Regions from separate parts of the Mus musculus genome. Here regions 1, 2, 3 and 5 are each linked to region 4. Evidence: chromatin loops called from intact Hi-C (ENCODE). Cell type or tissue: heart. All regions are shown on one strand. Each heading gives the region's core, and the rest is flanking DNA. Links, peaks and the distances in the headings are about the cores only. Region 1 overlaps Tspan18 (tetraspanin 18). Region 2 has its middle 22 kb from the start of Gm13807. Region 3 overlaps Tspan18 (tetraspanin 18). Region 4 holds the start of Tspan18 (tetraspanin 18). Region 5 has its middle 23 kb from the start of Prdm11.

The links. A loop is a pair of places that touch in the nucleus more often than their neighbours do. Peaks named below come from ENCODE experiments on the same cell type or tissue, not always from the same donor. Only the 100,000 strongest peaks of a DNase experiment are listed, where the experiment ranks them.
Region 1: a loop joins it to region 4, with 2.9 times the contacts of the local background. A loop is called at or near these places in 9 of 42 quality-filtered maps.
Region 2: a loop joins it to region 4, with 2.0 times the contacts of the local background. A loop is called at or near these places in 6 of 42 quality-filtered maps.
Region 3: a loop joins it to region 4, with 5 times the contacts of the local background. A loop is called at or near these places in 9 of 42 quality-filtered maps.
Region 5: a loop joins it to region 4, with 3 times the contacts of the local background. A loop is called at or near these places in 5 of 42 quality-filtered maps.

What each region holds. Positions count from the first base shown.
Region 1 is chr2:93,275,670-93,281,746 of GRCm38, forward strand. All of the region lies in intron 2 of Tspan18 (tetraspanin 18), which reads right to left. Among named protein-coding and RNA genes, the nearest start is that of Gm39882, 21 kb to the left of the region's middle. RefSeq lists an enhancer at 2,219-5,226. In heart, for the core only: a CTCF peak has its summit at 2,656; DNase peaks (open chromatin) are centred at 2,012 and 2,782; H3K4me3 peaks cover 370 bases; H3K27ac peaks cover 4,675 bases.
Region 2 is chr2:93,378,397-93,384,473 of GRCm38, forward strand. No RefSeq gene overlaps it. Among named protein-coding and RNA genes, the nearest start is that of Gm13807, 22 kb to the right of the region's middle. In heart, for the core only: no CTCF peak of the experiment used is centred there; a DNase peak (open chromatin) is centred at 2,465; H3K27ac peaks cover 1,414 bases.
Region 3 is chr2:93,264,281-93,270,357 of GRCm38, forward strand. All of the region lies in intron 2 of Tspan18 (tetraspanin 18), which reads right to left. Among named protein-coding and RNA genes, the nearest start is that of Gm39882, 9.3 kb to the left of the region's middle. In heart, for the core only: CTCF peaks have their summits at 1,397 and 3,734; DNase peaks (open chromatin) are centred at 3,661 and 4,681; H3K27ac peaks cover 2,918 bases.
Region 4 is chr2:93,330,897-93,336,973 of GRCm38, forward strand. Tspan18 (tetraspanin 18) reads right to left here and starts at 3,591. Exons shown (of 10, transcript NM_183180.2): 1 at 3,376-3,591. In heart, for the core only: CTCF peaks have their summits at 2,718 and 2,940; DNase peaks (open chromatin) are centred at 1,635, 2,755, 3,195 and 3,635; H3K4me3 peaks cover 3,389 bases; H3K27ac peaks cover 4,009 bases.
Region 5 is chr2:93,066,135-93,072,211 of GRCm38, forward strand. No RefSeq gene overlaps it. Among named protein-coding and RNA genes, the nearest start is that of Prdm11, 23 kb to the left of the region's middle. In heart, for the core only: a CTCF peak has its summit at 2,964 (motif pointing right); no DNase peak of the experiment used is centred there; H3K27me3 peaks cover 1,183 bases.

The sequences.
Region 1 (6,077 bases), core at 649-5,648, 55 kb before region 4:
GAGTCAATGGTCCTCTCCCCAATGTGGCCCCGTTAAATAAATCTTCTCTGACTCGCACTATTATGTGTCTGTTTAATTGGTCTCTTGGAGTTAAGCGACTTAGCTGAACTTGTTAGGGTTGCCAGAACCCAAGCTCTGACCCTGAAAGTTCTAGGAACTGCTCCCTAATAGCCAGTGTCAGGAGTAGAGGGCCCAGCCTCCAGCTGCCCTCCATCTTCCTGTTTGCAGAAGTCACACCTTTGCATCCCACCTGCACCCAGCTGCATCCCACCTGCACCCAGCTGTATCCCACCTGCACCCAGCTGCATCCCACCTGCACCCAGTTTACTCCATCTCCAGCATCGGGCTGGCATACTATTCTTTACAAAATGTTTTTCTTTCAAATGACTTCAAAACAAACTCATATTTTAAGAACGCTCTTCTTTCAGCACACTACCCAAGAATCCTGTAGCTAAATATACTCTACCAACAACCCATTCAGGCAGTTCCAGAACCATCTGAATGAACAGGGTTTGAGTTCGCATGAGTCAGACAAATCGAGCGGCACCATTGCCAGCCTCACGTCATACTTGACTCAGTTCCGCCAAGGACTTCTTAGATTACTAGCCAGAATTCCCACAATTGTTGAATAGGGCTGCTGGACTCAGAGGCATTGCGCCCCATGGTGAGTTAGATTATTACATGGAGACAGGTGACATTAAAAACAGAGGTGAGGTGCTGGGGAAGGGCTCAGTCAGTATTTTGCTTTGCCAGATCAAGGACCGGGTTTGAACCTCAGTACCTGTTTCAAACTGCCAAGTGTGGGGGCACGTGCTTGCAAGCCCAGTACCGAGGAGGCAGGGAGAGAAGGATCCTGTGGTTCTCTAGCCAGTAAGCATAGTCTAAGGACACTGCCAATGACAAGCCTTGCTTCAGACATGATGAACTGCATCCGTGAGGACCTTTAGTGTTCTTTAGCATGAGTGTCTTCGTTAGGGTTTTACTGCTGTGAACAGACACCATGACCAAGGCAACTCTTATAAGGACAACATTTAATTGGAGCTGGCTTACAGGTTCAGAGGTTCAGTCCATTACCATCAGGGCAGGAACATGCATGGCAGGATCCAGGCAGGCACAGTGCAGGAGGAGCTGAGATTTCTACATCTTCATCACAAGACTGCTAGCAGAAGATTGGATTCCAGGCAGCTAGGATGAGGGTTTTGTATCCCACACCCACAGTGACACACTTACTCTAACAAGGCCACACCTACTCCAACAGGGCCACTACTGCTAAGAGTGCCACTCCCTGGGCCAAGCATATACAAACCATCATGGTAGGCACACTTATATTGGTGTGTGTGTTCACATACACATGGACACACACAGAGACACAAAGAAAGGGGAAAGGAAGAGGGACAGAGACAGACAGAGAGACAAAGACAGAGATGGGGGGACAGGGAGAGAGAAGGACACACACAGGGTGAGGGAACAGGCAGAGACAGATGGAGAGAGAGAGAGAAGGACAGACACACAGAGAAAGAGACAAAGAGAGACAAAGAGAAAGAGATGGAAAGGGGGAGGGAGAGGAGATTGAAGGACACAGAAAGAGACAGAGACAGGAAGGAACAGGGTGAGAGAGAGCTTTCACAATTTAAGACATCTGAGCAAGTTTGAAGTTGTCAAGGCAAAGGCCACAGGTGTTGCTGTGCAGAAGAGATGAATCATGGGAAGAATCCTTGCTTCTTCTGACAGACTGCAGAAAAATATAGCTAACAGCGGCTAATTATGAGTGAAGGCTGAAAACCCCGGGAGAGCATCTTTTTCCCTGTGGTGGGGCTCATCCCTGAACTCTGTATCCAGCAGACACTTACTAATCGTCAGCCAACTACAAATGTTCAGCTTTGTAAAGTACAAGCAGTGGTGTGCAGAAGGGAGTTGTGCTAGATGAAATAGCATCCCCTCAAAATTCTCATCAGCCACAGACTCTCAACATGGCCTTATTTGGAAAACATCTGCTGATGTAGCTAGCAGGATGAGGTCATGCCAGGTCCCACGTCTGTGTCCTTAAAAACAGATGAGGGCACACAGAGGAAGGGCTGTCAGATTAGACAAGGCAGCCTCAGCCTGAAGAACAAATGTCCAGGGTGGCCAGTAACCCCTCTGCAGCCGGGGGAGGCAGGCAGGCAGGCAGGCAGGCGAGACCTCTCTCCTGAGCACTCAGGTCACTTCTCCTGCCCGGTTGTGGGCAACTTTGGGTCTCACAAGTTTGAGATTTTGCACATTTGTGTTGCTTTAAGCTTCCCAGTGAGGGTCCAGTGGTCACAGGAGGTAACTGACAGAGAAGGAAGGTAGATACAAAAATCCAGAGAGACGGAGGGACTGAGTGCAGACCCCAAAACTCATTCCCTTTAGAACTGGGGCATCAGCTTCCTAGCCTACAGCTGCAACTCATCTGGAAAGAACCTGCCACTTCCTGGACTCCCACTGCCAGGCCAGCGCAGCGGGCAGACCTCAGAAGATGCCCAGCTGCCGGCTGCCTTTAGTAGAAACCACTTTCTCTAAATGTCTACCTCATAAAAAGTTATGCAAGTAGCCAGATAGGCTTCCTTGCTTCCAGCCAAGTCCCTCGGAGTTCTCCCTCCTTGACTCTGCAAAGACACCTCTATCTGGGGCTCCTCCTACAGGCTGCCTCCGGTCCACCAGGCAGCCTCACACAGCAGTGACCAGCCCAGCCTCTCTTGATGGCATTTATCCCTGGAGATGCATGGGGGGGGGGGGGGGAAGAAGCATGGCTCCCATCAGGCAGTCCAGTCCAGGACACATCCCACGTGGTGCCACAGGGTGCTCCTCCCAATCCCCTTCCCCAGGGCAGCTGGGCTCCCACTACTAAATGCCGCCCACAAAGAAAAGCCTGTTATTTCTCCATAAACTGATTCTTCTCCTTTTCCCAGGCCCTCTGGGGGCCGGGCCTTGCAGATCACCCCACTTAAACACCCCGTTGTGTTTTTATTGCTCAGACTCCATCCCAGATCATTAGCGGGCAGGGTGGAGGGCCGGTGGGGGAGTGGGGGAGTGAAAAGGTTCTCTTGGTTTCTTCTCTGCTTTCTCCCCCCACCCCTTCCTCCTCAGAAATGCAATCCAGTTGTTGTTTTAGGCTGGGATTTGTAAAAGGCCTTTGGACTTAAAAGAAAAATGTCGATCCAGACCTTAGGGATAAACACACCCCGCTGTAAGCACAAGCACTGAGCTACCACAGGAGCCAAGGAGCCCCAGACCTGGGCCCACGATGAATCACTCACCCTGCCCACTGCTCCCTCACTATCAGTGAAGGAAGGGGCTTCCCCCCCTCGGTCATCCAGCCCCTCCCCCCCCCCCCCCCCCCCCCCCGCTCATTTGACATTCTCCAACTTTCTTTTTTTCTTTTTCCTTTTGGTGCTTTGCAACAGGATCTCGATACATATCCCTGGCCATCCTGGAACTCACTATGTAGACCAGGTTGGCCTCTAACTCACAGTGAACCACCTGTCTCTGCTTCCCGAGTGCTGGGATTAAAGGCTCGTGCTACAATGCTTAGCTGTTCTTCAACTGTTGTTTCTAACATCTGTTGTCCTATCAGTTGTTTCTACTGCTTTTCCTAACATCTCTAAGTGTGGGGCTTAAGACATTTAGGACATGTCTGACCTTGTGCTTTCCAGCCGTCCTGCTGCTGGTTGCATTGCTCCCGACGTCCACCCCAGGGACTCTGTTTTGTGGTAGGACTGTGCCTTCTCATTTCTTCATCTCTTCTTCCTGTGGTCTGTTCCCATCACAGCCAGACCCCCAGGCCATGGGCCCGATTAAGGACTCCTAAGGACTTTGGTAACCTGGCCCTAGCCTGCTTTAGGATTCTACTGTGCCGGCATCCCAACATGGTGCAGAGCTACCATAAGAAAGGAACATCCCTGGGCTGGAACACACTGAGAGCTTCCCACATCCAAGCATGAGCACAAGCCATCCCGTGACCAGAGAAGGCCATCTTCTCTGCCTCAGTCTTTTACGGACACCTCAATAATGATGTTCTTCAACTCTCTTGGAATTCCTGTCCTCTGAAAAACTCGGACTGTCCCTGTGGCTAGCTTCTGGTGCCACCATGGTCTATGGCCCTAATTATTTTTGTACTAAGCTGACATCCTCTGTAGTAGAAATTTGGTCATAGAAACCATACAAGTTTCCACATCGAGCAAATACCCAGTGCTTACTGGTTGGTGGCCTAGGAAAAATATGGCACTCAAGGGATGGGTGGGTATGCCAATATCCTTTGAACTGCGTATATCTATCATTCCTCCTTCATACCCTCATCCCTCCATTGTCCACATGAGCTCATGGTCATGGCTCACCGCAATGCTCTGAACAGCATAGTAGCAATGAGTAGGTTGTAAGTAGGATGGGGGCAGTGGGAGGCTGGGATATCCTTTTTCATTTCTCCCCTTTCTTTCTAGCATGGGGCAGGCACACTGAGGTTCCTTTCCATCCAATTTCATGCCCTAGAGCTCTCACCCCATAGCTTCTACCACTTAATGTCCAGCCGCCTCTCCCCAGGTCTCCAGGCCGGGCACAGGAGTGAGTGTATGTGAGCTTGTGAGCACAGCACCCTGCCTGCTCCCAGTGGGCACTGGGGCTGCTAGAGACAGCTATCCCCCTTATAAGGTCTCAGCCCCTGTCAGTCTCTCTAATTCATTCTCCATGCAAGCAGCCAGAGGGATTTATTTAAAATGCAAATTAGACCCTGGAGTGCCTTTTTTTTCCAGACCCTGGAAAGGTTTCTCTATGCTCCCAGAATAAGGTATAAACCTCAGCCCCAGCCAGCCACCTCCCCTTCACAGCCTCAGCTGGGTCCCCAATATAGAATAATCAGTGCAGAGCCTTTGTGTGAGCCAGTGCCTTTTTTCACAGGATTCACAGCCTATCAAAATCTGAGGACAGCCTCAACTCCACCACCAACACCAGCCACTGTGGCCTCTTCACCCTTGGGGCAGGCACGGTTGGAAGTGCACAGTTGACAATCTCTGACAACAACAGTCAACTGCTGTCACCATTGACAAGTCTCACCATGACAAGATCAGTGGTGAGACTTGGAGCAGGACAGACCCTCCCCTGGGGAAGAAGGACACAGCTAGGGCTTGAATCCAGCATCTTCCTTCCAGGTTGACTCTCAACCACACCCTGATGGGAGGGAATCCTACTTACCCCCACTTTCCTCACCCTGTCTGCAAATGCAGTGGACACTCCAGGTGCCTATCGGAGGTTCATCCTCCTTGGGTATTGCGTGCAATGGTCAACTCTGTGCCTATAGACACAGACACACCCGGCAAAGTGTGAGTGGCTAGAGAGTATGTTAGATGGTAGCAGGATTCAAGGGCATGTGAGCTTAAGTTCAGTCAGCAGCTTACAAAACTCAGGACTAGAGCTTTAGGACTCTTAAGTATCAGTCAGGTGGGGCCAAGGGATGGCCCAGTGGATAAGGTGCTTGCTGTGCATGCCCGAGGATGTGGGTTTGAGCTGCAGACCCCATATAAGAAGCCACATGTGATGGTACACATCCATTATACTAACACCCCTAGATGGGAAGCAGAGACAGGAAAACTGGAGCACACAGCACAGTGGCAGAAACAAGAGAGACTGGACTTCAAAATGAGGTGGGAGAAGAGAACTGGCTCCTGGAAACATCCTCTGACCTTCATGCTTGCATAAGGCATGAATGCACATGCACGAGGACGCATGCGCGCGCGCGCACACACACACACACACACACACACACACACACACACACACACACACACACACACATACTTTTAATCTCTGACTAGAAATCAGAGTCAAGACTTGTATGACCTGAGTTCTAACTCTGGCCTGGGAGGAGATGTGACTTTGTGACTTATTGAACAACTTGGAAGGCCACCAGTTGGAAATGTTCTAATCCTTACAAGACGATCGCCTAGCAGGCAGTCAGGCAAGAGGCCTCAGTGGGCAAAGGCTCTTGCTGCCAAGCCTGATGACCGGGTGTTCTGTCCCTGAGACCCACGTGATGGGAGAGAACTGACTCCTGAAAGTTGTCCTCT
Region 2 (6,077 bases), core at 401-5,400, 47 kb after region 4:
AACATTAAAAATCAATGAAGTTCAATGCAATTATCTCAGTTTTCCACAGGCTATTGTTAGCCCATAATATTATGGCCCAACCCTCTATTTTTCCTACTGTCTGTCTGCCTTTCTTTCTGTACATCTGCTTAAAGCTATATTTAGAAGGGCATCAGTCAAGCATTAGCTGTAGTTCTCCTAGATGAGGAACTTTGGTAAATTACATTGTTCAGGTCCATAGATTATCGTTCATTTTGATAACAAATGTATATTTTTACAGAAAACAATGCAGCGATTGTTCTCTGTAGAAAGGGAGGAAGTGGATGGCAGGTGGGAGACTGCTGGGGATCGGAGCGGCTATTGGTCTGAGTCGTGTAGGGGTCATCTTTGGAGCCTGATGGAGCCAGACTGTCCCCTTAAGGGCAGTGGCTAGGGTGGGCACCTCCCCAGGAGTCACAGCATCTTTTTTTCTTTTAATGAAATACTGGGCATTTAATCTGGAGCCGTAAACGTGCTAGGGATGCTCTCTGCCACAGAGCTATGGCCTCTGCCCTCTTCTTACTTTACGTGTGTGTGTGGGAAGGGGGGGGCACAGACGTGTATCTGTGGAGGGCAGAAATCAGCAATGAGTGTCCATCAGTAGAAAGTGTCTCTCTGAACCCCAAACTCACTGATTTCACTAGACTGGGCAGCCTGCCCTGAGGATGCTCTGTCTCTGCTCTTCTGGCGCTGAGACTGCAGATGGAACATGCTGCACACCCTGCTTTTTATGCAGGTTCTGGAGAGATTTGAACACAAATCACATGTTTTGCAAGGCGAGCACTTTACAAGCTGAATCCTCTCTCTCTCTCTCTCTCTCTCTCTCTCTCTCTCCTTTCTTTCCTTTTTCCTTTGTGACAAGGCTTCGAAAACTTACCTGACCTGGCCTTGAACTTGCAGTCCTCCTGCCTTGGCCTCCTGATTTCCAAAGATCCCACACAGCATCTCATTTTGTTCGTTCCATCTCACCTCAGCCTTCCCAGAAGTCTGGGAATCACTCAGAGCCTGTTCCAAATGTTTCAGTTTATTGCTTTTCTACCAAGCCCCCAGATAACACTGGGGCTTCAAGACCTCAGAGGGTACTGAGCAAACCAGAGCTGACTAGTTCCTGCTTGGCTGTGCTGGGAGAAGGCGAGGGCTGCAGCCAAATGGTTCTGTTTTCTTTCAGTGACATACTGGGCATTGACTCTAGGGCCTTGAACATGCTAGACAAGCTCTTTGCCACATTGGGGTTCAATTATCCTTATCATTGTTTGTCTTTTCTGTGTACCTAATAATATATAAGCAGAGAGAAAGAGAGAGAGAGAGAGAACAAAAAGAAAGAAAGAAACAGATAAACCATGCTTGGGTAGAGAATTTTAACAGACATCTCCCAGTAACTTACTGAGTACTCCCATTGCCTCAGTATACACCTCCACCATGCCTGACTTGGCTCCTGCAAGCCCTACCAGGTGACGATCCCCGAACCGTGTTTTATTTCTGTCTTCCTGGTGTGGCTAAAAGAACCCACACATTTAGGACTGGAATCTAAAATCCAAATGCAAAGGAGGAAAGAGAGGAACTCAGGAAAGTGGGGGTGACCTGAGAGAGGGAGGACAAGTGGAGAAAGAGACCCCCCCCACCCCTGCCTCACAGAGGGCACTTGGAGCCCAGGGAAACTGTCCTGGTTACAAGGTGGCAGCAGCCAGATGCTGGCTGAGAGGGGGGCCTTGCTGACACCAGTGGTCAGGGCCCACTTAAGCTGCAAGGGCTTCCCTGTTACAGAGGGCTGATTGTCTCAGGTCTCGGGGTCAACCCTCCTTGTTCCCCACCGCCAGGGAAACAAAATGGGGGTGGGGGCACCCCATATCAAGAACCTTGTGGCTCAATTCTCTTGTCTTTTCCATGTCTGGCTTATTATCCCCTTCCTGCTCACACACACACACACACACACACACACACACACACACACACACACACTTTGGCCATCTGGCTATGTCCAACACCTTGTTAGGCCATTCTGAGAATGAAAGAACTAACCTGTAGATGCTGAAAAGGACGGAAGAGAGGCAAAGGGATCAGAGGATGGGAGGGTGGGTGGGGTCTCAAAGTGTAAAGCCAGGTCCTCCACCCTCCCAGCCTGGCCATTTCTGACTAGCCCACCACAAGGGAAACTAACTAACAGGCCAGAGAGATCAGAAGACCGGCCCAGGGCCACACAACAAATCAACCCTAGGGACTGCATCTTCAAAAAGATCAAGGGAGAGAAAATGGAATGGCTGGGAGGAAGCCCTGTACCTAGCTCCTGCAGTGGGTGGGTCAGATGGGTGGGTGGGGCAGGGGAATACCCGGGAACATTTGGCAGCCTGTTAATTTAATCCTCACCAGGATGGAGGCTGGCCTGTCACCTAGTTTCCCATTTCCCTTTCCTGACCAACCTTTCTAGGCTTCTGGGGAAACAGCTGGGCAGGCCCAGCTGTGTTTTCCTCCTTTCTCTCTGCCCCGCCCCCACCCCAGCAAGGAAAAGGAAGAGGACAATTAAGAGGAAATCCAGGGAAGGCAGTTTTACAAAGCCAGACCAGGGGCAGCCCTGGGAGTGGGAGGTGAGAGGAAGTCCTACAAGAGGGATGTTTATTTTAATGAGAGTTTGAAAAGACCAAGTGAGGCCTGGGAGTGGGTGGGCAGACATGAGGGGTACTATGAGGTCTGTGCTCACCTGTTAGGGTTACCTTTGCCAGTGAGAAGTTTTCAAGACCAGGATGTACAAGGCACAGGCTTGGTACTGAGGCAGCCATCTAAAAATGTGGTGGCAGGGAACCACGGCTGCATAGGTTGCCAGAGAACCAGGGCCAACACCCCAGTGCACATGCACACAACAGTTGCATCTACCCACCTGTCCAGATGGCCTATTCACTTGTTCATGAAAGTATTCACTCACTCACTCTCTCACTCACTCACTCACTCACTCACTCACTCACGTATTCATTCATTCACTCATTCATCATTCATTCATTCATTCATTCATTCACTCATTCACTCATTCACTCATTCACTCACTCATTCATTCATCTGACCACCTATTTACCCACCCACATTGTCTTCCTAACTCTTCACCCAGCTGACCCTTTACCCTTTAACCTACAAAGCCCCTGAATGCTAGATACCCATCCAGCCTGGCAAGCAATGATTAAGCACCCCTTCCCAGGGAAACAACACAAGGCTCAGCTGCTCCGACACATGGAACTCTGCTCTCAGACCCTCTGTCCTTTCCTGAGTCTGGTTCAGGGGCTCTTGCCACCCTTGGTAGAAATGGGAACTGTCTTCATAAGCAGATACACTGGTGACAAGGGTTCAGGGCCTGGTGTGTACTCCAGTGAATGTTCCCCCAATATGTGGAGCATAGAGGACTCTTCTAGATTCATTCAGAGAGCCCTCACCCAACCCTAGGTACACAGACAGACATTCACATAAACACACATGTGTGTACACACAGAGAGATGGACACAAACAGAAATTCCCAGACAAACACACAGGTACACACCCTCATCCTCTGGGGCACATTACGAATCCCTTAGCCAGTGATTAGGACATATTTGCTAAATAATAAATGAATTTAAACTCTCATATCCAGGAAACCAGAGAGCAGGGCTGGGTTCTGTCTGTCTGCAGTGGCCCTGCTACCCAGGCTGCCTACTGTCAGCTCTGGGGGTGTGGGGGATGTGGGGGGCAGCCGAGTCCAGCTGGAACAGGGGAAACTGCTGAGCTGGCCCAGCTCCCATGGGGTGTGGGTGTTTCTCTGCAAGTTGCTGAGAATGGCTGGTCTTAGAGAAGGGGGACTGGAAGGAAGCCCCTGAGGTGATGGGCTGGCCTGGCCTGGGAAGCCTCTGTTCCATATATCACCACCTCCAAGGGACTCTACATGTGTTTTTTGGGCCTGCCGGGCCTCAGTAGATGGAAGCGTGTTGCCAATCAGTCTCCACATGTGTGAACATTCTCAGCCGTTAGTCTTGTCTTCTGTGGCCTGACCCGCCCAGCCCAGTGGAGACTGAACTTAAGCCTGAGTCTTTCCAGACACAGAACGCTCCCAGAACCCACTGGCAGCCCATGCTGTCTGTATGGAGCTCCCTGGGGTATCCTTATGTGGCTGGCTGAAAGATCCCTGAGAGAGTAGACATTGTTAGTTGAGCTGAGGACAGAGGAAGGACAGATCATCATATGCAGGTTGAGACACTGCTTGTGGGGCAAGGGACCGTCCTGGGCCTGAGAGGACTCTGCCTGCACCCACATCCTTAGGGTACAGATACCTCTTGGGTCAGTGAGTAAACCCAAGAAGGACACAGTAGCCACCAGGTTTCCATCAGAGATGTGGGGGAGGGAAAGGAGTCTGGGCTCCGCCTAAGACGGGGACTTCTACCTCTCTCTGAAAGGCCTTTTAGAATTGGCTTGTACAGGACTTCATAAGCTTAGGTTCTTTGTACCAGTCACAATTTACAAAAAGAGAGCAGGAGAGCAAGCTCAGTGGGCAGTGTGCTTGCCACACAAGCATAAGGATCTGTAGCTTCCGTGTAACAAGCTAGACATGGCAGCGTGGATCTGAAATCCTAGCTCTAGGAGGGCAGAGACAGAAGGATCCCAGAGCCTTGCCAGACAGCCAGGACAGCCAAATCCGGACTCTTCAGGTTCAGTGAGAGACTTAGTCTCAAAATAATAATAATAATAACAATAACAACAATAATAATAGTAATGTGAAGAGTTGACAAGATGGCTCAGCAGGTAACAAAGCTTGCTGCTACCAACTTGGAAACTTGAGTTCAATTCCTGGAACCCACTTATCAGAGAGAGAGAGAGAGAGAATCGATTTCCCAAAGTTGACCCCTGACCTTTATATTATGGTACATTGTGCCCACTACCATAATCAATAACTAAATATTTTTAAAAGTAAGATGGAGAAAAATTGATGAAGATGTCTGAACTTGACCTCTGACTTCAACATGCATACGTGCATGTGTGCACGCACACACACTAACATAGACAGAGAGAGAGAGAGAGAGAGAGAGAGAGAGAGAGCCATCTTCCAGCCATCCCCTTTCACAGAAGCACAGAGCACTGGCTGTTTAGAGCATCAGTCCTGCAAGAGGAGAGCAGTGGTCCACTCTGAGCACCTTGGCTTTCTGGGCTGTCTCATGTTCCATGCCTGGTGCTGTGCTAAGAACCTCACTACCATCAGCTTTCCCGGGCAGCAGAGTAGTTGGAACAATATGGAAACTGCAGAAGGCCTGGAAAGAAGAAGGCTTCAGAGGCTGCATAGGATAGCCGTGGTAACTAGAGATGAGGGTCAGATCTCTGCACCCCAAGTCATCTTTCTTTTCCTTGGGCTTGATGAGGGAGCTAGTGGGAAAGAGGACCCTGTAAGTGATAAAAACCTGACCCTGCTGGTGGCCCCGGGGACTCTGTCATTCCCCAGTCACTTTGGTGACTGGGCTGAAGGCATCCTAGTGATGTTAGCCCTGTGGACAGACAAGCATAGACCCCATTTCTTCTCAGCTCAGCTTCCTGCATGCCCCACCCTACAGCCAGGCTCCAGGCTGTCACTTCAATGCTGCCTCCTGCCTGCCTGCCAGTTCCCTCCGGGAACGCTCTGTGCCCTCAGCTGCCAGCATCTCCGGCACGACAATTCTCTGATGCCAGAAAGAGAGGGTCACATGTTCCCCATATGCCACTGGGATGGAAAGTTTGGACCAAACAGCTGAGCTGGCCTCTCCTCCTCCTCCCCAGATGGAAACCCCCCTACTCTTCTCTTTGTCTTTCCCAAGGGACCTTCTACTCTGACCAAGCAGGAGACACAATGTGGGATTGGGTCATGGCACACACCATGCTGGCCAGCACTGGTTTCAAGTCAATAGCTGTGCTCAGGAATCACGCTAAGCATCAGGCACCTCCAGTCAGGACTGGTGGGCCAGGGGATGCTGCTCTGAGGGGTGGGGGTGAGCAATCTCCTCTCTCTGGGCTATCCCCACCTACCCATCTTTCACTGTTAGCCCTTCTCATGGATTTCTCGATCCGTCTTCCCCCCATCCTGC
Region 3 (6,077 bases), core at 647-5,646, 67 kb before region 4:
GAGTTTTCTGTTTTATATCTTTAACCACAAGTAACTGAGATGACAGGTAACCTCAGCCATGAGAAGAGGAGGAGTCTTGGAGAAGTCCATGGGGAAAGGATAACCATAGTTCTGTGTCTTAATAGTGTCTCTGCTGTTAACAAATGACTGCAGACTCAGTGTTTATAAAGAAACTTACTTCTCATCTGGTGAGGACCTTCATGCTGCACCATCCTGTGGAGAAAGGCAGAGAGGCAAGAGAGCTCACAAGGTGGAGATGGAACTGAGCCCATGGCCTGTGGTGACTACCTACTCTCTCACAACCATACTGGCCAATCTACAGGGACAGAACCCTCACCAACTAACCATTCATTTCCTTCCTTCCTTCCTTCCTTCCTTCCTTCCTTCCTTCCTTCCTTCCTTCCTTCCTTCCCTCCCTCCCTTCTTCTCTTTCTTTCTTGCATTCTTTCTTTCTTTTCTCTTTCTCATCTTGGTTTTTGTTTGTTTGGTCTGTTGTTGTTTAAGCTCAGGCTGCTTTACGATGCCCTGCGGAACCCAAGGATGAAGGATGACCCTGAACTCCTGGTCTTCTTGCTCCACATGCAAGTGCTAGGATTTCAGATGTACACCACTACTACATCAGGTGTCTGTGGTTCTGGGAATTGGACACTGGTTTTGTGTCTGCTGGGTATGTACTCTGCCTGTGGAATTACATACCCTGTTCCCCATCACATCATAAAGGCCATCTCTGCATCCCGTCTTGGCATAGCTCATTTCAGCTGGATTTTGGAAGTGACATTCAAACCTCAGCTTACTGGAATGGCCGCAGCTCTCAGAAGCCTGCCCACATAGTGCACTAGCCTGCCCACATAGCAGCAACATAGCACATGCTAGGCAATGTCAGAGATGAAGATGAGGAAACCATTTCTAGCCCAGAGAAACCTTGAGTCCAGGTGGGCAGAGGGGGTAGTTCTGTCTGTCAGAGGAGGAAACCGAGGCTCAGAGAAACCCAGTGTCTAAAATGGCATGGCTAATTAGGAAGCAGCCTGTTGCTTGAAGACCCAACATGGAACTATGTGAAAAAGACTGTGCACTCTGTGTGTGTGTGTGTGTGTGTGCATGCGCGCACATGCACTTATATAAGCCTGGCTCAATTCCCAAGCAGGGACAAAGGAGAGAGAGAGAGTGAGCAGTTCCTACTTAACGTCTCTTCTGCTGATTTTATTATTACCTATAATGTTCTAATTAAAAGTCAAGCGCTCTCAATAATCCCCAATGAGACCCAAGAAAATGTCTTGGTCCTGATTTTAGCTCCATGAGAAATAGTCCAGTATAGTACCAGCCAATATTATCTGACCTTCTAAAAGGTTACCTGCTGTCTCCCACACTTCAACATCCCTGTGTATGCCCTAGTGGGCAGAGACAGACCTCTCTGGCTTTAGTTTCTGTAGCTCCACAATATTCTCATTTGCTTTGTTAGACACCAGGAGCTGCCTTACCTATTTCTTTGCACCTTAAAACCTAAAACCTTACCGAATGTGTGTGAGAGATCTAATCACTCTGTCCTTCATAACAATAATAGAAAGTAGGTGACATTTCAGATTAAACAAGAATTCTTGGGCCCAGAAAGTTTAAGTAACTTGTCCAGTAACTTGAACAGCAAGCAGGTGGCCAGATTAGGATATAGACCCAAGCCATCTAGGTGGTGTGTGCTACACTGGCCTCTCGTGAATTTTTAAATGAACTGTCTATGCTCCTGAGAAGCAGATGGTGAGCCAGGAAACGTGACCCAAGCACCATGGCTGAGACCAGGGAGCAGAGCTGGCCCCAGGAGCTCATCCATGACCCAGGAAGCACAAAGCTCAGCCTGGTGGGTCAACCTGCCTGGAAGAGGCGTTCAGGCTGACCTGGGAGGCAGAACTCAAACATGAAGACTCAGGGCTCTGTCACCAGGTGGGGCAGAGGAGTCAAGCCAGCCCAAGCTGAGAAGGTAACAAGGTACAGGAAAGGGCTCTGGCATAGATGGGTCCTACTTTTCAGCTCCAAGAGCTCAGAGGTGCCACTTTTTTTTTCTCTCTCTAGGAATCCCTGGAACCCTTGTGATACCACAAGAGCCACCTCTCTTGGTTGGTGGAAGGGCAGGTGGCCTTACGGCCTTTGTAGTCCCTAGGAACCAACTTGTGAGAGCAACGATTCTCTTCCCCATGGATCACACTGCTGCTGGGTCACAACACACCTCTACAAAACCAATGTTTGTAAGAACTGAGTCATCGATCAGACTTTATGTTACAGACTTCTCTGTGACATAAAGATTTGAGCTGTCACAGTACTCAGTTTAATAAGAGTTGACAGAGTGCAGGTGTGAGAAACTATGCATGATGGGAAAAAGAGAGATGGAGGGGGAAAGAAGACCTTTCCAGCTCAAGAAAATGGGAAAAGCAGAGTGCATAACAGAGGGGAGAAAAGTCAATTAAATCATGATAATTACTTCCGCTGCCGTGCCCAAGAGCTGCGGGAACAGCTATTAATTAGGACTTCCATGTTGGCTGCAGCCGTTTGACTTCTACCAGGCTGCCAGTGTGTTCCTTAATGACATTCTCCCCAAGAGCTGATGTGTGAAAATATTTTCACCCTGGCAATTAGCAGTTTTAAAGAACATAACACACACACACACACACACACACACACACACACACACACACACACACACGGACATGTGTGGCCTATCCCCTGAAATTGGCATGATGTGTAGCAATTTTTCCTGCTCCTAGTCCTCACTCCCCAGAGTCCCTGCAATCACCAGCCCCGCCTTCCTCTCTAATTAGCACCACAAGAATCTTGTCTCAGTAAACTCCTCGCTGAAATTCAGACTTTAGCTAGAAGCTCAAAGATACATCAGAGACTTACACCTGCCTTGACTCACATAAACTGTTCCAGATCATCCCAGAGAGACAGCCCAGGCCTGTGAAGTCCCATGCCCTTCGAGGAAGGGGCCCCAGAAGGAGAGAATGCCTTTCACATCTAAAGGCACACCTAGATACCACCCTGCACCAATGGTTTAATGATGATCCACACATGGAATGAGAAGACACCTTCTTCTCCTCAGAAGCCTGTCCAATTAACTCTGCAACAACATGGTCAGGACAGATGGGAGAGGTCATCTGGGCCACTTGGAGGTTCCTGAAAATCAGCCCCAGTACTTTTATAGGCCTGGGGTTCCCTTCCAAAGACACCATAAACTAATCTCAGATGCCTTGTATCATCTGGTATTATTTCAATGGAGTAATTTGCTACACAATATCTGGTCCAGAAACGGAAGATCAATAGCAGCCCTCTTCTTTGCTATGCAAGGGTAAGAAGCAGACATTGGTGGCCCTGGAGAGATGCTAGGGAGAAGGGGTAAGGGAAACTGGGGTGTTGCCGTTCTTCCTACCTGTGGACTGGCCTGCCCTTTTGCTTCCCAAGAGAAAACACTCAGGTCTCAGGCAGATGCAGGTCACTGGGGCACCCAACCACCCTGACCAGTGGGAAACAGAGACCCCCATGGGGAACGTGATGGGGCCCTGCCAATGCTCAGCAGCTAGTGGGCAGGGCCAGGAAATCCTGCAGCCCCTGACCCTGGCTCTCTCTGGCTGCAGAGCAGAGGAGAGAGGAAGGCAAGGGTCAGAGGCCTGGGAGGGCCTTATCCCGAAGGATGTATAGAAATAGCAAGGCCTGACCCAGAGAGCCTGTGAGGACAGCGCTCCTTCAGGAAAGGGCCTTTCCTGTCATTCAGACACTTCTGTCCTGGCCAAGTTAAACAACAGGGCTCAGCCACATCACATTCTGGCTGCTTGCAAAATGGGATATCCTGACTCGAAGGCAGGTGTACCCTGCTCTCCTAACCTAAAAAGTGTTTCAGGATAAAGGGGACAGATGTCAGCACACAGCCTGGAGAGGATCCAATATCTGCTTGCCCCCAACAACTCTTACTTCCCCCTCCCTGGTCAGCTGATCTCAACTTGGCTTTAAGCTTCTCTTTGGCGTCCTCAGCGTCCTCAGGTTCTGCAGAAGCAGCCACGGTGACCTCTGTGTACTTTGTTGGGCAGATGTTCAGAGAAACCATGCTGAGAAAATTACCTGGACCATGGTGACTGAGCCAGGGTCAGGATCTGGGTGGGGCATCAGCTCCAGGGACATTTTGCCCTCTGCGATGCACATCAGAAGGAGACCATGCTCTGCTCATGGGATACAGTGTGAGCTCAGGAGTATGAGCCCGCCTCAGCATCCGTCCAAAGTCCTTTTCCACCAAAGCTACAGCTCCCGAATCTACACTACTGCCTCAGCCTCATAAGCGTTACTGTCTAGGAGTCTTAACTAGGTTTGATTTCTCTGGCCAATAAAGCATTAAAATACAAGAGTAATCTCACACACCAGACTTTGTGAGAAAGAAGCCACTATCTTAGAAGTCCATCATCTTTATTACCTATCAAGATGCTTACCCTATCTGCTTACCTGTCATGGATCTGCTACCTCCTAGTTCCTCAGCAGAGTGGCCACTTTCCCAACCTTGGCTTGACCACATGACTCACTTTGGCCAATGGGATCCCAGAGCTGAAGCAGGATGAATCCAATGTCAGGAAAGCCAAGGCCCCTTGTCTGCTGGCCAACAGCTACAGGGACAGGTCTCAATAGTGAAAGCCACTTCAGCCTGAGCCATGGATGAATATTAAGACATCCAGACAACAGGAAAACTTAGACTCAAACCAAAGTTGCACAAGAGACAGGAAGACACAAGGCCTAGACCCTACACCAGCCCTGCCAGGTGGCAACTGGCCTGCAGCCTCTGACCCGGAGAACCAAAGCTGGGCGGAGCCACTGGGCTCTGGGGGCTTTTGCTAAGTGGAATGATTTTGTTGGTGACTAATACAGTATCTACTTCACTCTGAGAAAGACAGACGGAGGGATTCACTCAAACTCACAATGCTAGCAGACAGTGGGGCTCAAGCTGAGACCCAGTGTGACCCTTGGGCACACCCAGGTTGCTTCTCCAGCAGGCTGATCTGGAGATAACAGAAGCCAAGCCAGCCTTAAGATACCCACTCCAGGCTTTCTTGGGGGGAGGTTTCACGCCAGAAACTTCCTGAAGGGCTCATACAGGCCTGGCACCAGAGCCTGTCTGGCCATTGGCTTCTTGCTTTTACATTCACCTCCATTCCAGCTTAGACCCACCACTTGCTAGCAGAATCCACCACCAAAGGCAGAGAGACTGGCAAGAGTAGGGGGAGACAGAGGTATCCCAGCAGTGGTGGCTTATGGCTGACTCATTCCCCTAGTGACCCTTCGTAGGGTACAGACTTCCTTCCCAACCAGACAGAGATCCTCTTAAAAAGTTGGACCTTGTAAATCTGTTTATGGCTTGTCCTTGTGGATGACATATGTGCTAGAGCAAATCGGGGAGTTACTGACGGATGGATGAATGAGCAACTGCACAGATGAGTGGGTACACTTGTGAATGAATGGGCACATGAGTGAGTGAATGGGCTCACAAATGAGTGAACGCATGAACGAGCAGGCACACGAATGAAAGGGCACATGAATTAATGAATGAGTGCGCAGATTATCTAGTGCGCAAATGGATGGACAAGCACGTGAATGAGTGAATGAGCTCACAACTGAATGAATGGGCATATGAGCGGAAGAATGAAGAAACGGCACACATGGATGAATGGGTGCACAGATGAATTAATGAATGAATGATAAGTGGATGCACAAATGAGTAACTGAACAGAAAAAAAATGAATGGATGAATTAATGAATGCAAAAATGAGAATGAATGATGAATGGATGCACCAATGAATAACTGAACAGAAAAATGAATGAATGATTCTGCCACCAGCTCTTATGGGACTGATCCTCCTAGCTGGCCCTTCTCTGAAGCCACAGCCCTAATCCAGGCACAGTGCATGCACAAAGCAGCCCCACAGTGTGGCGGGAGCTGAGAGTGGCTTGCTTTGGGAAACATCCTCTCGAGAAGTTGGCAGGGGCTGCAGATGTACTTTGGAACAGTTTCACTGGTAAAGGAAATGAATCCTGGGGCCTCCGCCCCAGCACTCTGA
Region 4 (6,077 bases), core at 713-5,712:
TGACCTAAGGTCACATAATTGGCAAGCAGGTAGACAGAACTTAAACCCAGGTGCTCTAATCACCATGGGGTGATTTTTCTAAACAGAGAGCCTGAGGCTCAGAAAAGGGCAGTGACTTAGCTGAAGTCACACAGCCTCATCTATGGCAGATCAAGCCTTCTAATTCTAGGTTCCCTGGGTTTTCTACTCTATCTTACTCCACCACAGCTCTCACGAGCCTGTTTCTTCTTATGCCCAACCCAGAAGTCTAGGATAGGAGCCAGGGTCCTTCTGATAGCCTACGTCAGCTGCAGACCCGGGTTTCACCATCACATTCCGTCTTTCTTTGTAAAAATAAAAACCAAAATCCTTGTGATCTGCCTCACTCCATCACATGGAGCACCGGCACTCGATGCCAGCCCTAGTGGCAGGAGGCACCCAAGCTGGCATGTTTGCCTGAGAACATTGGGTTGCAGGGATGCTCAGCAGCTGCCATCATCTGTTCTCTGGGGCCAAGTGCTGGGTGCTGCACTCTCTCTATGGAGTCCCAGCTGAGTTCAGACAACCAACCGTTCCTGATTCCCCTTTTCAGTGGTTGATGAAATGGGCCAGAAGAGCACCTCTCTCAACAGGGAGGGGTTGCTAAAATGTGTGGTCCAGCCGCAGGCCCTGGCTCTGCCCAGGGAATGGGGGTTAGATAGGCATCCAGACAAAGATGCCTGCACCAGCTGCTGTGACACTCCTAGCAGAGATGGGTCACACTCCCTTCTCTCTACCCCAACCTGCTGGATTGAGTGTGAGTCCACTGGGTTCTAGTACCAGAGGCTAAGCAAGGGGAGGCCAGGCACCCTGGTGAAGAACCAGCATTCTGTTCAGCTAGACCAGAGGCAACATCCAGCTTGGTTGTCCAGAATCCCAAAAGGCTTCCCTGGATTTAAGTCACAAGACCCCTCTATCCCCAGAGCTGTTTACAGAGAGGGAAGAGGGGCCACTGAGAAAGTGGTTCATCTAAGGCCTCCATGAGAAGCTAACTGGTTGGATTTCAAATCTGCCCTTTCTCCTCTACCAGCCCCTTCCCACAAACCCCCCTAATATCTTGACTCCAAACCCAACCAGTCCCAAGTCCAAAGCACTAAAATGTCACTTAGATGGTAGGGGACTATTTCCAGCCTGGTGTGGAAGTTACCAGAAAACTGGGGGAGGGGTCCTTTCTGGATTCAGATCAGTCTGTCCTAGGTGCAAGTCCAGAGGTTTGTTTCCTCAAAGCTCCCTGGAGATTCAGTGATTGACTGGCATCTTGGTCTTGGGGACAGAGAGACAAAGAAATGAGCCTGGGCTTGGACTACTGAGAAGTCAGAAACTGGGGAATCTACCTGGAGTCCAAGAGACAGGACCAGAGGCAGGAGCAACTTTGGAAGGTGGAGAACCTCTATGTTGTCTTCAGTGTGAGGGCTGGGGTGAGTAAGGAGTAAAGAGAAGAGACAGCACCCAGAATCTGCAGGCCTTCGGGTTGGGAACATGCTAATACCCACGTTCCAGGGGTGGGCGGGGCTCTCCAACTAGGCTACACACACACACACACACACACACACACACACACACACACTGAGAGCCATTAAAACTAAAACAAACAACACTCTTCTTTTGTTTTCTGGCATGTCTTAAAGACAAACCCAGTGACAAGGGTCCCCACCCTTTCCTTTGCCTCTCTGCGTTGGCTCTGCCATTCCAAACAGAAGCCAGGCAGATAGGATGATCTGTCTGATGGAAACTTTGTCCTGGATGGGGGTACTAGCTGTATCCAATAAACACATGTGGTTTCTACCCAGGCTGAAGGCAGGACCCCATCTGTATCTTGGGGACCCATTCCCAACACCTGTGTGTGTGTGTGTGTGTGTGTGTGTGTGTGTGTGTGGTGGGGTATATGGAATAGCTTGGATGGTGAGCACGAATTCCTAGCAAGGGCACATGAAAACTTCAGTCGGTGTGAAGCTACGGTCTCTGTGAGCTTATCTGTACTCTCTTGGGGGAACAGAGAGAAGTTTAGTGAGAAGAGAAGGCACCAATTCCCTCCAAAGTCCCCTCCATAAGAACAGCCTTTCACACAACAAAGATGACCCTTTCCACCCACACAATACAGGAGTCTAAGAGTACAGGAAGGAAGAAAGTGCGTTTTCACCAGCATGTGGGACGTGATCATAGAGATGCATGTGGGACCTCAGGCCCAGGACATGGAGTGCTCTCGGTAATGGGTGAGGAGTGTATCCCTTTTGATGAAACTATAGAAATTCCTATGCCCCCAATCTACCTATGCCCAGAGAGAGGACAAATCCTGCCCACCACGCCCAGAGATCTGACCAGGACCAGGACAAAAGATGCCACTTTTACAAAAATGGCTGGGTTTCAGTAACTTCAAGTAAATCCAACTAATGTTCTATCCTATTGTCTCCATGCAGGCTTGCTGTTCATGTAAACTTTCTTTTGTTTTTCTGGGTGTAAATTGTTCACTCATCCTTGCCAGCAGCCCACCTCATGACACTGATCCGTCTGATCGTTGCACATCAGTCTCACAGTGGGTGCACCTCCGTCCGATTCTCTGGGACAAGGTGGGGAGCTCCTCCAAACAGACCCCACGCGCATTGCCTTGGTCCATCTGCGGTTCCATGAGCTCAGAAACTCAGAGAAGCTCCTAGGCTGGTCTGGGAAGCCGATCTGGCCAGGGAAGGGCGCCCCCTGGCGAGACAACTCTCCCAGCGCAAGCAGGACCCGGAGCCCGCGCGCGCCCACCTCGGCCAGCCACGCTAAGGAACCCACGGCCACCACACCCCACATCCGGCCGCAAGGAGCTCCGGACCCGCCCGGGAACCTCCTAGGTCTCCACATCCACGGAGCTGGACATCTTCCCGCGCAAGGAATGATAACTCGGGTGCGAGAGCAAAATCTAGGAGCGTTCTCCAGGCCCTGCTACCAGGGTCCCACGAAGGCGAAGAGCGCTCGGTGCCCCAGCCCGATCGGCTGTCCGCCGCGCCCAAGCCCGGCTCCGTGTCCCCCGTTGTGACCTGCTTGTGTGCAGGGTCACTTGGGCTCACCCCTTCACTCTCGGTACAGCCCCGGCCAACACACCGGCTCTGGGAGTCCCACCTGCCGCCTTACTGTCGCCTGAGCCCCCGAGATCGCTGGGCGCAGAATGGCTGCACCTGACCTGGGCGAAGTCGCGACCCGAGCATGCTCCGGGTCACTCAGTGCGGCGCTGTCCCCGCCCCCAGGGGAGTCGCTTCAGAACTTGGTGGCCGCTTACCCGAGCGTCCTGGGACCCGCACTGATCTGGGATCTCCCCCGAAGCGCGCGGTATCCCGGGGCCAGTACGCACAGAGGGGCTCAGTGATTGAATCCTACCTGGCAGAGGCTCGGCCGCGGGGTAAAGTTTCCCCAGGCGCAGAGTGCGCTCGCAACTTGCGGGGCACCGGTAGTCCTGCGCCGCGGCGCTGGGCTAGGCGTCAAAGCGACAAGGAGCGGCGACGCCCGCTGGGGGCCAGGGCCGGGCGGCCTGGCGTGGCTGGGCTTCGGAATCGCACAGCGTTGCGTCCGCCTGCAGCTTGCAGCCCCTGAGACGCCGGCGGCAGCTGCAGCGGCTCACCCGCCACCGCCGCCGGCCACACCTCCCGCCACCCTCCGGCCCGCCCTCCCGCTCCCTCCGCCCCAGCCTCCGCCCCTCCGTCTCCTGTCGCCACTACTGCCGCCGCGGTGCTGGCGCGTCTCCGGGGCGGACACGGCTCTCATGGTCCACGGCCGCTCTCTCACCGGGTCCTAGAGCGTGGTTTCTGGAACTGTGCTCTCCCGATGTCCTCTGCACTCCTAGCCTCAATGTCTGAATTTAGGAGATTGCTGGAGAAGGGTGAAGGTAGCACGCTAGACTGGGACATTTATTCCCTGGAAGCTTTCTCGCTGTTATCACACCGTGTGTGGGACTGCAGGGCTGGGGTGTGGGATTCTCCATTGCGATGTCGCGTCTTGGTTTCCCACTTACTGCCAGGGAAGTACCAGATAGAAACCTGTGCAGCAAGCTCTATTAGGGTTCATTGTTGGTGCCTCCCAACCCCATCCGCTGTAAACTATAGCACTGCTAAGGACCAGACCAGTGAGAGGCTCTCACTTCATCCTCTCCTCCACTGGGGTTCACTAAGACAGCTAACCTATGCTATACAGAACCCATATAAAATTCACAAGCAGGCACTCAAGAGCCACAACCTAAGAAAGACTGTCATGAGAAGGCTCAAATCGTTGGCAGCAATTATCAGTGTCTCAGCTTTGAAAAGTCCTGTGAGGCCACACACACACAAATCAAACTACACTCTACAGGAGACCACTTGGCCCACTGATCTCACCCAGGACAGACACTCTTTGACTTCAGTGTGGAACTTGGTGAAGTCAGGATGCTAGACAGAGCTTTGAAGGGTAAACAGAAAACCAGACTTGGTATTTTCAAGCCCACAGTCCAAGAAGTAAAATGTCTAAGGTCTCAGGGCTGTTCCTTTGAACCACTTCACAGAGAGAGGCCAAGAAGGGGATTTGACAGAGGGGCATGCAGTTTCGAGAACAGTGGACCAATGGCGTAGGTGTGGAAGTCTGTCAATATATAGATACCTCTTCAGCTTCCCAAACAGAGTGTGTGTGTGTGGGGGGGGGGGGTGGGGCACGGAACCCTCTGGCTGAGAACCCTCACAGGCCCTTAACTCAAGGCTGCTGCTGTAAAAGACTGCTGCATGGGCCTCCTGGGAACCAAGAGGGGCATCCCAGAAACTTAAGCAGAATCAAGCTGTGAGGGAAAAGGCCCAGGCTTGGCAGACAGGAGGGGCCTTTAAAGATTAAGTTTTGACAAAAGCAGGCACAGTGTAGTTTAGGGGAGACAGCACAAGCTGGGGGCCAGCAAGATGGCTCCCTGCTAACAGGTACTTGCCACCAGCCCTGACTCCTGAATTCCACCCCAGAACCAACTAAGTAGATGGAAAGAAGATTGGGCCGGCTGTACATCTCACGTCCAGTTAGGACAGTGGATCTAACTCCAGGCCTCCGTTTCCTTCTGCCTCCTTGAGAACGTTAGTCTGACTGGGCCCAAGGATGACGGCTGCCTGCTTAAGTGCTTTCTTTAAATCAGCACTTATTTTATATTTTGTTTTACTTAAACGAGTTTGTTTTTAAACAGTGATATGTTCTACCACGGCCATAAATGGAAGAGCAGTGTCGGATTGCTATAAATAGAAGGATATCATAAAACAAATACAGTGCGAATAAAATGGTGTCATTAAACTCCAACAACGGATCTTCAGTCATAATAAAAGAAAGTGTAACAAGATGCCGCTGGCTGCTTTGGCTAAGAAGGGCTGAGCATCGCAGGGCTCACTCCCACTTGGAGTCCAGTGAGCGCCAAAAAGGTCACTAAAGACACATTAGCAACCAGCGTGGGACACCGCACACCAGGAAACATGATACCTGTATAGCAGAGACAGAAAAGTGCCTTTTTTCTCCCCCAAAATGGGGACCCTGGAAGTTTAGTCCCATGAGACATAAGACCACATTTTGATGCTGGGAGAGCTAGTCTCCTATTCATAGAACAATCTTAGTCTTAGTGTTTCCACATGCAAAGTTGAGCAAACAACCTGTAGGGTCCCTTCAACTGTTCTGTCGGGAAACCAAGAAAGTTCCCCAAATGGTGGCTTATCATGAGGTTTCAGGCAGGCAATGAAGTATTCCAAGGGGATGGAGTGGGGAGGGGAGAAAGACAGCCCAGGGGTGAAATGGAAGGGCCAGCTAGCTCTGACCAAGGAGATGCCAGGTTAGCACAGACCCAGAAGCCGCCAGGTTCAGAAGGCCCAGGATTCCTCATTTGCCCACTCCAAAGAAACCCCATGGGGATTCATCGTAGTCCAGCTACTTCATTGTCTTCATGGGGATGCTGAGAAAGATTGGTGGGGTTGACAGATGAGCATGGCAATAACATGGGGCCTCCTGACTCCTGGGTCAAGACCTCCCAACTCCCTGCATAGGGAGGGGTTTGATAGTTAATACCGTCAATTTGACAGAATCTAGACTCATCTAGA
Region 5 (6,077 bases), core at 628-5,627, 260 kb before region 4:
GAATAAAGGACTTTCTGGTGAAGGCTGTGAGCTCCTGATCCCCCAACTCCACCCCGTTTGTCTGCCCCATGGAGAGGGATACCAGAGAAGGGCGCTTTGTCCTGACATTTCTCAACATGGCCCCTAGATAGTAGGCTAGGCCATGTCTTTGTCTAGAAGGGCTGTCCTTCAGGGAATCTGGATCAGGAGAGCCAGTTTTCTCCAGCTCTGATGGTGTCCTAACTAGAGAGACACATAGTAGAGTCAGAGGCACCCACAGTCCCAACCTCTGAGGCCTGGTGTCCCAATAAGTGATGCTCGGTGGCCTCAAAGAAGCATCTCTCCTCTGAAAAACAAGGTTTGCACTAATTGGGTCCTGAGGTGGTTGTAGGCTGGGTGGCCTCAGGAAGCCATGGGATGCTGTAGTCTGGCTAATACATTGGCTCCTACTCACTGATGTGATGGAGTCAGGAGGTGGGGCCTTCCAGGGTGAGTTAGATAGTGAGAATAGAGGTCTGAAATTGATGTTTGTTAATCTGAAACGTGACCAGAGAGCTGTTCCCATTATAGCTCCTGAGGACATTGCAAGATGGCCCCATGAGAGAACAAAGTAGTGGATCTGTTCAGTCATCAAACCATTGCCTTGACTTGTCTTCTAGTCCCCATGGTGACAGAAAATAACTGCTCAACTGTAAGCCTCCCTTTGAGCTTCACTGTAGCACCTGCACAGACCAGCACATGGGACTTGGGGCCATGAAGGATGAGAGTACAGGGGAGGAGCCAGGCCTGAGGGTCCCCTGGAGGAGGGCTGCTTAGAGAGTGGCACTGTCCCAAGGACCCAACCCAAAATCTGGTCTGAGTCGGCCTCAGGTGGCAACAAAAACCCTGACCCATGAGTGTCTTTGGCCACACCCGCTGTCTTGCTTACTCTGTGTCCCTAGGTTTCTGGTCTGGCTGTAGGGTCCCTTCTCATCAATGTCCCTTCTTTTCTGGGTTATGTTTATTCTTTCTCTGGGCTGAGGTCTTGGGCTGGAGGTAGATTGGAGCTAGCCTGTGATATCTAAGACTCAGTTTACTTGCCTGTAAAATGAAGAGGCCCCTGTCTCCTTGAAAGGTCAGAAGACAGATGGAGGGTCCTCATCTCACACCCTGCTTATCTCTAAGGAAACCCTGAATGGCAGGAGGAACACATCTTGCCCTGTGTAACCAACACACACGTGAGAAGCACTTGACCCAGGTCACACAGAGGAACCTGAGCCTATACCGAGCTCTGTTTGCCTCTTCCCTCCCATTCTCTCCTATGCTGCCCTCCATTAGCATGGCTCTTGTGCCCTGCTACCTTGGATCTGGCTGAGTCTGGGACCCAGAGAGCAAGGCAGGCCCAGGTGGAAAATTCTTGGTTCTGGAAGGGACAAGAGGGACATGGTCTCACTGACTCCCAGTCCCTCTGCTATAAAAGCCAGCCAGTTTACAGACTCTGTGGTTGTATTTGAACATGCTGGGCATCCTTAAGGTAACCATGGCCCTCCCTCTGTCATGGTTTTGTACCGGGTTCTGAGCTAAAACCCTTCTTTGCAGATCTCACAGCTCCCAAACCTGCCACAGCACATGGTCATAGGAACCTGCCACAGCACGTGGTCATGGGTTACTTTTCTGAGTTGCGTATAATCCTCAGTAGGTGACAGGATGGAGGGCTCTGTAGGAATCCCCCTGAGATGCTAAAGTCTGCACGTGCTCAGTGTTTTCTAGAAAATCCTTTTGTAGATTTTTTTAATGACCTCATGGATTATTTGTAATAACTAATATGAGCTGGAAGCATGGCACTCCTGTGACCCTGGGACTCAGGATGTGGAGGCAGGAGGAGTGCTTAAGTTCATCCTGGGCTACATAATGAGCTCCGGGTCAACCTGAGCTACCAAGTGAAATTCTGTCTCAAAATGCCAAGCTGACTTCGTATCAAATGGCTATAGACTCAACACATGGGAGGTGGCGACAGGAGGATCAGAAGTTCAAAGCCAAGTTGGGCTATGTGAAAGTCTGAATTCATGAAGCTAAGGTAGAAGTGTGGACTATTCAAAGCCTGGGAGACACAGTGCATTACAGAAAGGCCTGGGCTACAGACTGAGACTCTGTCTCAACACACCAGGCTGGGCATGATAGCACACACCTAGAGGTAAGGGTGGGGAGTTCACTGTCTTCCTGTAATACCCAGGAAGTTCTAGGCCAGCCTAGGCTACATGAGAGCATCTCTCAAACATGCACACACACATACCACCCCTAAACAAAACAAAATAACAAAACCCCTGTGCTTTGAACATAACTGTCCCACTGTGCTGTGCTGTGCTGTGCTGTGCTGTGCTGTGCTGTGCAGTGCAGTGCAGTGCTGTGCTGTGCAGTGCAGTGCTGTGCTGTGCTGTGCTGTGCTGTGCAGTGCAGTGCAGTGCTGTGCTGTGCTGTGCTGTGCTGTGCAGTGCAGTGCTGTGCTGTGCTGTGCTGTGCAGTGCTGTGCTGTGATGCGCTGCGCTGCGCTGCGCTGTGCAGTGCAGTGCTGTGCTGTGCTGTGCTGTGCTGTGCTGTGCTGTGCTGTGCTGTGTGTGCAGTGCTGTGCTGTGCTGTGCTGTAGTGTGCTGTGCTGTGCTGTGCTGTAGTGTGCTGTGCTGTGCTGTGCTGTAGTGTGCTGTGCTGTGCTGTGCTGTGCATACTGAGGACAAAAGGTCTGTACATGGCTGATATGGACATAACTGTTGCCAGCTTCTCCTAGAGCTGATGCTTGATTGAGTTTATTTATCCACTGTTCAGCTCAGAGGTGGTGATGGCCACACAGTCCTATGTCTGCTAAGGCCTGGGCCAAGACACCTTACCTCTCTCACAGCACAAAGCAATCCACAGAATCAACCCAACAGGTTTTTGTTTTTTCTCTTCCTCTGTGCGTCCCTCATTCACAAACTCCCTTTATGGGCCAGTTGTCATTTTACAGACAAACCACCAGATGGTGTCAAAGGGCCAAGTGTGGAATGTAGGTCCTGGAGTCTGCATTGGGCCCAGCTTCTGGGCTTTTGGGGGTGACAGGCAGGGGATAGATAGCAACAGATTGTCATTCTGGGTCTGGTCCAGCAGATATAGCTGGTTACCCTGTCTCAAGATCTGTCCAGGTAAGAAATGAGGATAGATGCACAGGCTATTGTGTAACTCAGACATTGACGGATCCTGAGCTGGGGAACAGAGACTTGTGTTACAAGTTAACCCTGCCACACTCTCTAGAGTCACCTTCCTGTTAGCCCCAGTGACACACTGAGCTCAGTCATCACCAGGAAACCTTCCCGGACTGTCTGAGCTCAGACTTTCCTAGATTCTCCTCTGGGTCAGCTACCAGCTTCCTATGGGAAAAGCCCACTTTGCACTTTGGGTATCAGCTGAGGCTCCCAGCATGCATCTGTGTCCTCATGTGGATGGAACAGACAAATGAGATCCAATGAACCAGTGGAATGGGCGAGGAGATGGTGGCCTGACTCAGAAGGGAAGCCTGCTCGACAGACAGTGGGGCTTCTAAGAGCAGCTGGATGGACCCCCCGACCCCAACTCTTGTGCTTTATCCTGTGTCAGCCCATGGAAAGTGCATTAAGGGCTGGGCAATTCTCCCAGCTGTGTCAGCTTGCAGCTACAACCACCACTAGTATAGAACTAGGATAGGAAGAGACCCCTGGGACCGCGGCTCACATCCAGCCAGACCGGAGTGACTCTCAGCCCAGCCGACAGCCCAGCCCATGGCTCAGGAAGGCCCCACAGAAAACCCTTCAGGGTCTGAAGGGTTGTAAATCTCTGCTGTGTAGCCCGTCTTCACCCCTCCTTGTCAGGAAGTTCTCCCCAACATCCTCCCATGGAGTAGGTATGTTGGGTCCCATCAGCCAAGCTGGACCTCAAGGACCATCAGCTGGTATAGGGTCTCTTATTGGCCTGGAGCTTTGTGACAAAGGCCAAGCTCACTGCTTCACAAGCTCTTAGTGGTCAGCATGTCTCCTGTCATGTCAACATTGCTCTGAGCACAGGTGCACACCACCATGTCTGGCTAATTACATGAGCCCTGGTGACCCAAACTCAGGTCCTTGTGCTCGTGAGGCCAGCGCTTTAGTAACTGGACCACCACCCCATCTTCTTCATTTGCACTTTGGGTAGAAATAACTTTTGAAGATGACAAATTCCCTGACTCTATTAAGTACGGTAACTCTGTAAGCTGCGTTGATACTTCTAAAAACTGAGGCCATTTCATTGGGTTTTCTCTTTTAAAGAAGGTCCTGATCTATGTGTCCGCTCCTTTCTGCACAGCTCCTAATAGCAAATCTGCACTGCTGTCCAGCTGCTGCCTCTGCCTGCCAGGAATTGTTTGTAGGAGTCGTATGTAAAGTAAGAGCAGAGGGGTCTGAGCACTGTGGGAGAGCATGCACGCACGCACACACACACATACACACACACACAAACACACACACACACACACACACACACACACACGGAGCCTGGCTTTTTACTCTGTTGTGAGGCCAGGACAAAGCAGGAACCCTGACCCTGGGACATGAGCTTCTCGAGTGCTATGGCCGTCCCTTACACACCATCACACCATCCTATCACAGGTCTTCCTTCACTGGACCTCTGCTGGGCTCACGACCCACTGTGGTCACTTCCAATCATCTACCTCACAACACAGCCCTAAGCATCACTCAACACACACTTCAGGGCTCCTCTGTAGAGCAGCAGATTCAAGATCAAAATCCCTAGCTTCATGCCATACCCCCAAGGGACCACCTTTCAAGACTCCTGGCCTCATCTTTGCCACTCTGTCCTTAACACCCTCCCTGTAAACCTCTCCTACACCTACCATGGGGTACCAAGTTCCTTAGACCGCAGTTCTTCTCTTCTTTCCAACTTCCTTGCTTTTCACTTTACAGAACCAAGATGGGCTCAGGGCTCTGTCTGTCTGTCTGCCTGTCTCTGTCTGTCTGTCTCTTTCTCTCTGTCTCTCTATCTCTCTGTCTCTCTGTGTGTCTCTGACTCTGTCTCTGTCTCTCTCTGTCTCTGTCTCTCTCTCTGTCTCTGTCTCTCTGTCTCTCTGTCTCTGTCTCTGTCTCTCTCTCTCTCTCTCTCTCTCTCTCTCTCTCTCTCTCTCTCTCTCTCTCACCTCCTCATCTTAGCAGTGGTTAGTCAGGAATCCTGACTCCAGCTTCAAGACACAGTCCCCAGCTACTCCTCCGCTTCACGGATTCAGGAGCACAGACAGACCATGGGCCCCATTAACTGGTAGGTAAAGAAACAGACTAAGGAGTAGAGGAGTAGCTACCATCCCCCTGTCCTGGGTCAAGCTTGTAGTGCCTGGTGTCTGCTAAGCAGCAAGTACAAGCTATTTGTCAATTTTTGCTTTCTAGCCTCCAACATTAATTAGAGCTTTACAAAAAAGACCTTGATGCATCTGCACCCTTCCTTCTGTGGTGTCGGGGGGGGGGGAGGGGAGAAGACACACAGTGGTCACCTCAGTGTCACCCAGAGTATGATAATATGTGTCAAATTCTATTCTGGCTAGAACAACTCTTACACTCCAGTGAGGTTCCCTGACCCATTGAACTACAGGCTGAGTCGGGGGTGGGGTGGGGTGGGGAGTGGAGCACAGCTCTGCCTTGTGCCTTGTGTTTGTTGAGGTGCCTGTAGAGTCAGGAGCTGTGAGCATTGGGAAGGAGGCGGGCGCTGTCCGCGGTGCTGAAGCGCGCTCTCAGTGACTAATTCCTCTGCCTGAGCTGGCCGCTGGGAATTGAAAAGATTTGCTTGGGGCAGCCAGGAACGAATTTTCATTTTCGGCCTCAGCCAGCACACTTTGTTCTGTCATTTACCTGGCCCTCTGCCGGTGATGTGACGTTGGCTGCACAGCTCTTTCCCCTGCCTGTCCAATCCCTTGGACAATCATTCTGCTGTCCCCTTCCCCTCCACATCAGCAGGCACCCCCAACTTATGAATGTTTCCCCCCAGAGCTGTGGATAGACCAGACCATATCACAGGCCAGGATTCCCACTGTCTGCTAGCCCTATCCACAGTCTCTGTATGCAGCCCTGGAAGCT